2 separate regions of the Homo sapiens genome follow, and region 1 is linked to region 2. Evidence: read pairs that join two places in POLR2A ChIA-PET (ENCODE). Cell type or tissue: MCF 10A. All regions are shown on one strand. Each heading gives the region's core, and the rest is flanking DNA. Links, peaks and the distances in the headings are about the cores only. Region 1 holds the start of TRE-TTC4-2 (tRNA-Glu (anticodon TTC) 4-2). Region 2 has its middle 27 kb from the start of LINC02819.

What was found. ChIA-PET counts read pairs that join two places held together with the same protein. Peaks named below come from ENCODE experiments on the same cell type or tissue, not always from the same donor. Only the 100,000 strongest peaks of a DNase experiment are listed, where the experiment ranks them.
Region 1: POLR2A ChIA-PET joins it to region 2 with 5 read pairs; 1 of 35 experiments calls an interaction of 5 or more read pairs at or near these places.

The regions. Positions count from the first base shown.
Region 1 is chr1:161,419,429-161,424,674 of GRCh38, forward strand. TRE-TTC4-2 (tRNA-Glu (anticodon TTC) 4-2) reads right to left here and starts at 2,736; the gene lies at 2,665-2,736. It also overlaps the pseudogene TRUND-NNN3-1. RefSeq lists a silencer at 2,595-2,744. In MCF 10A, for the core only: no CTCF peak of the experiment used is centred there; a DNase peak (open chromatin) is centred at 2,693.
Region 2 is chr1:159,490,673-159,496,160 of GRCh38, forward strand. No RefSeq gene overlaps it. Among named protein-coding and RNA genes, the nearest start is that of LINC02819, 27 kb to the left of the region's middle. In MCF 10A, for the core only: no CTCF peak of the experiment used is centred there; a DNase peak (open chromatin) is centred at 2,459.

The sequences.
Region 1 (5,246 bases), core at 1-5,000, 1.9 Mb after region 2:
GCTAATGAGGAAGGAGATGAATCTAAAGTCAACAACATCTCCTCTAACTGCCCACTTTTACACTGGGCCCAGATAGGTAGGAAGCATTGATTGCTCATGCCCCATTTGCTCCCAGGCCACCACCTAGTCTGACCCTTTGCTGGCAGGACAGAGCGAGAGGCCAGCATCAGAGTGGCCATTTGTGAAAATGCCAGAAACGTTGTCTACTCTCCACCCCACCCCATCTCCCACAAAACTCACCTGTGCCATGCAAGACTGTGGCAGATGGTTGGAATTCCAGGCGCTACTGCTCTTCATCCTTCTAGGGAGGCAGATGTCAGGGCAGAGGCCTGGGAAGTGTGAGGCTGCTGGATCCAAGAGTGGGGGCAGGTGGAGCAGAGGTGAGGTTTGGCCTTTTGGAAGCACTGGGTCACGAAAATCCAACCACGTGCTTTGACCAGATTCGTTTCCTGCTCAGATTCTGGATTGAGGAAGGCGGGGAGTGAGACCATGGCAAAGAATTGACTAGGAAGAAGCTGTCACCCTTGATGGAGTGGGCAAAGAGAAAAAGCAATCATTTGGGCATAGGGCCCAGCTGGACTCCTGGGTGGAAGGTGTGGCCTGGGTGTTCTTGGGTTCCTTGTCTGCTTGAGCCCCAGAACAATAGAAAATCTTGATGGCCACAGCAACAGGAGCTTAATAGTGGGAAGGAAGAAAAATGAAGGACAAAACCAAGACTTAAACTCCCACTGGGAAGTTTGAGAAAAAAGCCTTAACCACTATACCAAAAATGTACCCCAGGAAACTGATCTTACCTTCTGGTACCAGCATCAGCTACATAAATTGTCGGGTCTAGTGCAAAGTGAAAATGCAACCTCTTCTGAAAAAAGCAGCAAGAAAAGTGCTGTGAAGAGTAGTGAACTATAAAGCTTTTTCCTTTCTTCCATAGTCCTTCCTATGATGGGGCTTTTTATTTGCTCTTATTTGTCATTCTATGTAAAGAAAAATTAAGAATTTAAATAATTAGCATGATTTTTTTTTTTTTCCGAGACAGAGTTTTGCTCTTGTTGCCCAGGCTGGAGTGCAATGACACAATCTCGACTCACTGCAACCTCCACTTCCCGGGTTCAAATGATTCTCCTGCCTCAGCCTCCGGAGTAGCTGGGATTACAGGTGCCCGCCACCATGCCTGGTTAATTTTTTATATTTTTAGTAGAAACGGGGTTTCACCATGTTGGCCAGGCTGGTCTTGAACTCCTGACCTCAGGTGATCTGCCCACCTCGGTCTCCCAAAGTGCTGGGACTGCAGGCGTGAGCCGCCGCGCCTGGCCGGCTAATTATTTGAAATTTTAAGAACATTTTCCAGACACTCCTAAAAGTTTATAACCTACGCTTGCAGTGGTTAAAGCGTCAGTCCTAAGGTATTTTTCCAAAAGGTGCTGCCCAGGTAACTAAGCTGTCTCTCCCTGGTGGTCTAGTGGCTAGGATTCTAGTGCTTTAACTGCCAGCGCCCAGGTTCAATTCCCGGTTAGGAAAGTTTGCTTCTTTGCTTTCTTGATCACACGCATTCTATTATCGCCGTGGCTGCGGCTGTCACTGCCCTCCGGAGCAGTTAAGGTTTGCTTGCAGGCACGCCTCTCTGCAAGGCACTACTGACATCCTGTACATCAGTATCCAGGGAATGGGGACTGCCTGTATGGAGTAAAAAGGTAGGCAGATTCAGACTCACCTCAGCCCCACTCTATTGAGAATTACTGATTTTTATTTTTACTTCTTGGGGGCTGAGTCTCGCTCTGTCGCCAGGCTGGAGTGCAGTCGTGCGCTTTCAGCTCATTGCAACCTCCGTCTCCCGAGTTCAAGGAGTAGCTGGGACTACAGCTCAGCCTTCCGAGTAGCTGGGGCTACAGGCCCGCACCACCACGCCCAGCTAATTTTTGTATTTTTATTTTTGTATTTTTAGTAGAGACTGGGTTTTACCATGTTGGCCAGGATGGTCTCGATCTTTGACCTCGTGATCCGCCCGCCTCCCAAAGTGCTGGGAGCCAACGCTCCCGGCTTGATTTTTAAAAATCAATATAAGTAATTTTTACATGAAACAAGTGAGTTATTTCAAATGTCTTCTAAATCTAGAAAGGTCTGATGAATTGGCATAGGCACAGTTTTAAGAATAAATGTAATTCTCCCTCCCCGACCTCCTGCCGAGTTCTCATTTAAACCCTAAGGGCGGTTTGTTTACATTTCAGAGATGTAGTAGATGCCCAGGTTATTTTACCAGATGCGCTACTGTTTCCTCTGGTAACAGGTGTTCCAAATCGGAAAACAAACTAGTCCGTTATGCTAATTTGCATATTTGAAACATGGAAAACCTCTCTTAATTCGTTTGGTATTTTGTAAAAATAGAAACATATTTTTATATGGTAATAAGTTAGTTAACTTTACCCGTAAGAGGAATAGACGAAAGTGAACCTCCTATGATGACAAGTTACTTGACAACACTAACTTGTCAACGTTCTTACTTGTCAAGGGCTCCCTAATGACATTGCCCCGCGGTTTTCAAGACTGACTTCAGGATCATCTGGGAGAGGTTGAAAGGCACATGCAGTGTTCACCGCCTTGAACTGAAGATCACTGAACATGGCTTTGGTGGAAACCACTGCAGTGATATCAGAAAGGAAAAAAGCAAACTTCCCTGACCGGGAATCGAACCCGGGCCGCGGCGGTGAAAGCGCCGAATCCTAGCCACTAGACCACCAGGGAGGGCTGGTGACACTGTGGGCAGCACCTTCTGAGAAAAGATCTTAGGACAGACGCCTCAACCACCTCAGGCACATGTTAGAAACCTATAGGAATGTCTTTTTCTCCCTCTCCCTCTCCCCACGGTCTCCCTCTCCCTCTCTCCACGGTCTCCCTCTGATGCGGAGCTGAAGCTGGACGGTACTGCTGCCTGATTCTCCTGCCTCAGCCTGCCGACTGCCTGCGATTGCAGGCGCGCGCCGCCACGCCTGACTGGTTTTCGTATTTTTTTGGTGGAGACGGGGTTTCGCTGTGTTGGCCGGGCTGGTCTCCAGCTCCTAACCGCGAGTGATCCACCAGCCTCGGCATCCTGAGGTGCCGGGATTGCAGACGGAGTCTCGTTCACTCCGTGCTCAATGGTGCCCAGGCTGGAGTGCAGTGGCGTGATCTCGGCTCGCTACAACCTTCACCTCCCAGCAGCCTGCCTTGGCCTCCCAAAGTGCCGAGATTGCAGCCTCTGCCCGGCCGCCACCCCGTCTGGGAAGTGAGGAGCGTCTCTGCCCGGCCGCCCATCGTCTGGGATGTGAGGAGCCCCTCTGCCTGGCTGCCCAGTCTGGAAAGTGAGGAGCGTCTCTGCCCGGCCGCCCGTCGTCTGGGATGTGAGGAGCCCCTCTGCCTGGCTGCCCAGTCTGGAAAGTGAGGAGCGTCTCTGCCCGGCCGCCATCCCATCTAGGAAGTGAGGAGCGCCTCTTCCCGGCCGCCATCCCATCTGGGAAGTGAGGAGAGTCTCTGCCCGGCCGCCCATCGTCTGAGATGTGGGGAGCACCTCTGCCCTGCCGCCCCGTCCGGGATGTGAGGAGCGTCTCTGCCCGGCCGCCCCGTCTGAGAAGTGAGGAGACCCTCTGCCTGGCAACCGCCCCGTCTGAGAAGTGAGGAGCCCCTCCGCCCGGCAACCACCCCGTCTGAGAAGTGAGGAGCCCCTCCGCCCGGCAGCCGCGCCGTCTGAGAAGTGAGAAGCCCCTCCGCCCAGCAGCCACCCCGTCTGGGAAGTGAGGAGCGTCTCTGCCCGGCCGCCCCTACTGGGAAGTGAGGAGCCCCTCTGCCCGGCCAGCCGCTCCGTCCAGGAGGGAGGTGGGGGGGTCAGCCCCCCGCCCGGCCAGCCGCCCCGTCCGGGAGGGAGGTGGGGGGGGTCAGCCCCCCGCCCAGCCAGCCGCCCCGTCCGGGAGGGAGGTGGGGGGGGTCAGCCCCCCACCTGGCCAGCCGCCCCGTCCGGGAGGTGAGGGGCGCCTCTGCCCGGCCGCCCCTACTGGGAAGTGAGGAGCCCCTCTGCCTGGCCGGCCGCCCCGTCCGGGAGGGAGGTGGGGGGGTCAGCCCCCCACCCGGCCAGCCGCCCCGTCCGGGAGGTGAGGGGCGCCTCTGCCCGGCCGCCCCTACTGGGAAGTGAGGAGCCCCTCTGCCCGGCCAGCCGCTCCGTCCAGGAGGGAGGTGGGGGGGTCAGCCCCCGCCCGGCCAGCCGCCCCGTCCGGGAGGGAGGTGGGGGGGTCAGCCCCCCACCCGGCCAGCCGCCCCGTCCGGGAGGTGAGGGGCGCCTCTGCCCGGCCGCCCCTACTGGGAAGTGAGGAGCCCCTCTGCCCGGCCACCACCCCGTCTGGGAGGTGTACCCAACAGCTCATTGAGAACGGGCCATGATGACAATGGCGGTTTTGTGGAATAGAAAGGGGGGAAAGGTGGGGAAAAGATTGAGAAATCGGATGGTTGCCGTGTCTGTGTAGAAAGAGGTAGACGTGGGAGACTTTTCATTTTGTTCTGTACTAAGAAAAATTCTTCTGCCTTGGGATGCTGTTGATCTGTGACCTTACCCCCAACCCTGTGCTATCTGAAACATGTGCTGTATCCACTCAGGGTTGAATGGATTAAGGGCGGTGCAAGATGTGCTTTGTTAAACAGATGCTTGAAGGCAGCATGCTCCTTAAGAGTCATCACCACTCCCTAATCTCAAGTACCCAGGGACACAAACACTGCGGAAGGCCGCAGGGTCCTCTGCCTAGGAAAACCAGAGACCTTTGTTCACTTGTTTATCTGCTGACCTTCCCTCCACTATTGTCCTGTGACCTTGCCAAATCCCCCTCTGCGAGAAACACCCAAGAATGATCAATTAAAAAAAAAAAAAAAAGAAACCTATAGGAATGTCTTTAAGAATATTTTGCAATGATGTGTATAGTACTGGATGCAGTGACTGCTGCCTGGGCCAGAGGGTGGCAGAAGGCTTTAGGGGCAGAAACGTTGGAAGAAAGATTGTCATAAGTCAAGCTGGGGAAGAGAAAAATATTTCCCAAATCATTTTTGTCACGGACTCCCTCTGACATGGGAGTTTCTCATCTCCCTTCCTGCCTCCCTCCCTTTTTCTTTCTTCCTCCTAAAATCTGCATCTCCTTCACTTATATAGTTTCCCCACGGTTGATTGAGAAAAAATGTGTCTTTTTGCCCCCCTCCCCAAAGGATCCTATTCCTGATCTCTAAATATGCCCCTCACC
Region 2 (5,488 bases), core at 165-5,164:
TCTCAAATCGTGATAACACCACCATTTTCTGAACATGCATCCTATAAGGAGCCATGAACACCAACTACACTTGTACACATCATCAGTTACCTCATTTATCCCTACTGCCAATCACTTTTCTTCATGCTTTAGACCACCTCGCTTCTTTACCCCATGAATATCCCTGAGCCAGCCTTATCTTCAGGGAAGCCGATTTGAGAGCTGTTCTCCTGTCTCCTCTCTGGGTTTCCCTATGAATAAATCTTTCTCTACTGCAAAACTCATTATATCAGTAATTTGCTGTCTGCATGATGGGCAGAATGAGCTTGGTTTTGTATCAATATCGGGTAGTAGTGAGAAGGGTGTGTGGGTGATGCTTCATAGGTGGAGAAAAGAGGAAAAAGTCTCCCTGTCTCTGCGTGTACCCACCGGTCTCCAGATCTCTACTGTTGTCCTCCTGCTGGTTGTAATTCTGTAATGATTAATTTGATATGTCAACTTAACTAGGCCATGATACTCTCATATTTCATCAAATATTATTCTAGTCTAGATATTTTCGTGAAGGTTTTCTTTCTTTCTTTTTTTTTTTTTTGAGATGGAGTCTCACTCTATCACCCAGGCTGGAGTGCAGTGGCGCAACCTCAGTTCACTGCGATGTCCACCTCCCGGATTCAAGCGATTCTGCCTCAGCCTGCTGAGTATCTGGGACTACAGGTGCCCACCACCATGCCGAGCTAATTTTTATATATTTAGTAGAGACAGGGTTTCAGCATGTTGGCTAGACTGGTCTTGAACTCCTGACTTCAGCTGATCCGCCCACCTCGGCCTCTCAAAGTGCTGGGATTACAGGTGTGAGCCACCATGCCCGGCCCTTCGTTAAGGTATTTTTAAGATCAGACTAACATTTAAATCAGTAGACTTTGAGTAAAGCAGATTATCCTTTATAATGTGCGTGGCCTCATCCAATAAGTTGAAAGCTTTAATAAAAAGAGACTGACCTCCCTGAAGAGGAAGGGATTCTGCCAGCAATCCACCTTTAGACTCAAACTGCAACTCCTCCCTGGGTCTCCAGCCTGCTGCCTTACCCTGCAGATTTTGAACTTTCCAGCCTCCCCAATTATATGAGCCCAATTCCTAAAATAAATCTCTCTTTCTTGATAGATATATACATAGATAGATAAAGACAGGGTGATAGTTGCTTCCTTGGACCACCTGTCTTCTGGTTTATCTGGACAAAAAGATACAAACATATACACACACTTATATGTATATACATATGCATATATGTATATACATATGTGTGTATATATATGTGCATGCACACACACACACACACACACACACACTGTAGTCTGTGGCTGGTGAACAGATGATCCACTCTTCTGGCTTGGGTTATTCTTCCATGACATCACCCATATCTTCCTGAGCCAAGGTGTACTCCCAGCTTTGGGTGTTTACCACATCTTCCTGCAGAACCCTTAGCTTGGCAATTCTCTCCTCTTCTCCAGCCTCAGTTGTGTTGTTTACTTTCCTTGCCACAAGTTTCCCAGAAGTCCCATATCTCTTGATCTATTGTCCTTACCTAAAACCGCTGAGAGTGTCTTGGAAATGTCCTTATGCATTCTCTCTTATCTAGGTTGAGCTGCCTTGTTTTGGACTGCAGGCTCCTGCACATCAGATATCTGGAATTCAAAATCAGATCTGAGTCAGGAGCTCTCTGTTCTTAACATTGCCTTTACTTCTCAAATGTTCCCTTCACCCAGTCCGAGCTGAAGACCCACATTTTGAATATAAGACTCTCCTCCCTCACACTGATCTTCTTGTCCCTCAGTGGAAAGGGAGCAGGGTCTTCTTAGACTTCCCTTATTTTTATCTGTTTTGTATATAAAGAATCAATCCTCATGGAATAGCTACTAAAGGTAGAAATACCTTCTTCTCTACACTATAGGAAAACTTTAGAATTTACTTTTCCTCAGGGCTAATTGTTGATAGGTAAGCTATGTATGGGAGGAATGGAGTGCTTCTAAAATAATTTAGCAAATTATTTCATAGCACAGTAATCTAGCTTGTAAAGTTATTTACCTATTGCATCATCTCATTGTGTCAGAAGCCAAGTATTGTCTGGGTCTTCCTTCTTTCATCTCTTCTATAACATTTATTAGCATTTTCCTCACCCCCACTCTATCCCAGATGGAGCCACAGGCCAACTAGGTGAAGGACACAGCCTCAGCATGTCAAAAGAGAAACACTTATATTATGCTCACGGTGTACTCTTCTAAACAGTTATTTATATTAATTTATTTAGTCTTCATAACGGCTCTACAAAGTAGACACTAATACCATTCCTGCACTTGAGGAAACTGGGGTACAGAAAGTTTAAAAGCTTGCCCAAAATCACACGGTTATAAGAAGCTGAGCCAGGACACAAACCCAGACAGTCTGGCTCCAACATCTTTGCTATTAATCACTCCTATAGCTGCTACTATATTCACTGTGAATCATGCTCCTGGAATTTTTGTGCCATACAGCAATCCTATCGGAACGCCAATTGAGAGTGATCTATTCTATCCTAAGCCCCCAGTTCATCTCTGTGTGGCCATTGTGGGTCCAAGTCCCTGGAATGATTTTTCTCTCAGCTTCACACTGGTGAGTCTGTCAGGGAAGGGATTAGCACAAACAGGTGAAATTCCATGCCAAGTCCCAAGCACAACGTCACAAATCACTTTTATCTTCCATGCGCTCTATGAAAGACATCTAAGCCACTTCCCTAAAATGACCTGATAGATTAGGCTTTTGTCACCCAAGTGCCAAGGACTACCTAAGCTTAAGGTATATGGTAGTGAACTAGGAATTTCTGGAGAATATAGCTGAGGAGAGAGGACAGTAAGGCCTCTGATGCTATGAACTGCTCTGGACTCTGGGCATGGCTAGCATGGACGCTCTAGCAGCTAGCTTGGTGCCTGCGCAAACACCCGCCCAAGTTTTGTGCTTGAAACCCAGTGTGTCCGGAATTGGTGGGTTCTTGGTCTCACTGACTTCAAGAATGAAGCCGTGGACCCTCGCGGTGAGTGTTACAGCTCTTAAGGTGGCGCGTCTGGAGTTTGTTCCTTCTGATATTCGGATGTGTTTGGAGTTTCTTCCTTCTGGTAGGTTCGTAGTCTCGCTGGCTTCAGGCGTGAAGCTGCAGACCTTCACAGTGAGTATTACAGCTCTTAAGGCGGACACCTGGAGTTGTTCATTGCGTGGCTGGAGTTGTTCATTCCTCCCGGTGGGCTCGTGGTCTCGCTGGCTTCAAGAGCGAGGCTGCAGACCTTCGTGGTGAGTGTTACATCTCATAAAAGCAGTGTGGACCCAAAGAGTGAGCAATAGCAAGATTTACTGCAAAGAGCAAAACAACAAAGCTTCCACAGTGTGAAAGGGGACCTCAGCGGGTTGCCACTGCTGGCTCCAGGCAGCCTGCTTTTATTCTCTTATCTGGCCCCACCCACGTCCTGCTGATTGGTAGAGCCCAGCGGTTTGTTTTGACAGGGCGCTGATTGGTGCCATTTACAATCCCTGAGCTAGACACAAAGGTTCTCCAAGTCCCCACCAGAATAGCTAGATACGGAGCGTCCATTGGTGCATTCACAAACACTGAGCTAGACACAGGGTGCTGATTGGTGTATTTACAAACCTTGAGCTAGATACAGAGTGCTGATTGGTGTATTTACAATCCCTGAGCTAGACATAAAGGTTCTCCAAGGCCCCACCAGAGTAGCTAGATATAGAGTGTCCATTGGTGCATTCACAAACCCTGAGCTAGACACAGGGTGCTGACTGGTGTATTTACAATCCCTGAGCTAGACACAAAGGTTCCCCACATCCTCACCAGACTCAGGAGCTCAGCTGGCTTCACCCAGTGGATCCCGCACCAGGGCTGCAGATGGAGCTGCCTGCCAGTCCCCCGCCATGCACACGCACTCCTCAGCCCTTGGGTGGTCGATGGGACTGGGTGCCATGGAGCAGGGGGCGGCACTCATTGGGGAGGCTCGGTCGGCACAGGAGCCCACGGAGAGGGTGGGAGGCTCAGGTATGGCGGGCTGCAGGTCCCGAGCCCTGCCCCACGGGAAGGCAGCTAAGGCCCGGCGAGAAATGGAGCGCAGCACAGGTGGGCTGGCACTGCTGGGGGACCCAGTACACCCTCCACATCCGCTGGCCCGGGTGCTGAGCCCCTCATTGCCCGGGGCCGGCAGGGCCGGCCAGCTGCTCCGAGTGCAGGGCCCGCCAAGCCCACGCCCACTCGGAACTCCAGCTGGCCCGCAAGCGCCACGTGCAGCCCTGGTTCCTGGCGCCTCTCCCTCCACACCTCCCTGCAAGCTGAGGGAGCCAGCTCCGGCCTTGGCTGGCCCAGAAAGGGGCTCCCACAGTGCAGCGGTGGGCTGAAGAGCTCCTCAAGTGCTGCCAAAGTGGGAGCCCAGGCAGAGGAGGCGCCGAGAGTGAGCGAGCGAGGGCTGTGAGGACTGCCAGCATGCTGTCACCTCTCACCAGGACCCTGGTAGTGTAGGCTCAGGAGAGACTCTCCTACTCTGTAGATTGCAAAAATCTGTGGGAAAAGCATAGTAGTTCTCGGGGTGGGTAGCACAGTCCCTTACTGCTTCCCTTGGCTGGAGGGAGGGAGGTCCCCTGGCTCCTTGCACTTCCCAGGTGAAGCAACACCCCATCCTGTTTCTGCTTGCTCTCTGTGGGCTGCACCCGCTGCCTAACCAGTCCCAGTGAGATGAACTGGGTACCTCAGTTGGAAATGCAGAAACCACCTGTCTTCTGGGTTGGTCTTGCTGGAAGCTGCAGACAGGAGCTGTTTCTCTTCAGCCATCTTGGCCTGTCCCCCCATACAAATTTTAAATAGGTTTCTTTTTTATGGCTGCAAAGAATGTCATTGGTATTTTTTTTTTTTTTACTTTTTTCTTTTTTAAAAAAATTTTATTATTATTATACTTTAAGTTTTAGGGTACATGTGCACAACGTGCAGGTTTGTTACATATGCATACATTTGCCATGTTGGTGTGCTGCACCCATTAACTCATCATTTAGCATTAGGTATATCTCCTAATGCTATCTCTTCCCCCTCCCCCCACTCCACAACAGTCCCCGGTGTGTGATGTTCCCCTTCCTGTGTCCATGTGTTCTCATTGTTCAATTCCCTTGATAAGAATTGCATTGACTCTGTAAATCACTTGGAATACTATGGACATTTTAACAATATTGATTTTTCCAATCCATACACACACAATATCTTTCCACTTAGTTGTTATCTCTTCAATTTCTTTCATCTCTGTTTTATAGTTTTCATTGTGGCATTCTTTCACCATCTTGATTAAATTTATTCCAAGGTATTTTATTTTTTGTAGCTATTGTAAATGGGATTGCTTTCTTGATTTCTTTTTTAGATTATTCATTATTGGTGTACAGAAATGCTACTGACTTTTGTATACTGATTTTTTATTCTGAAACTGTATTGAATTTGTGTATT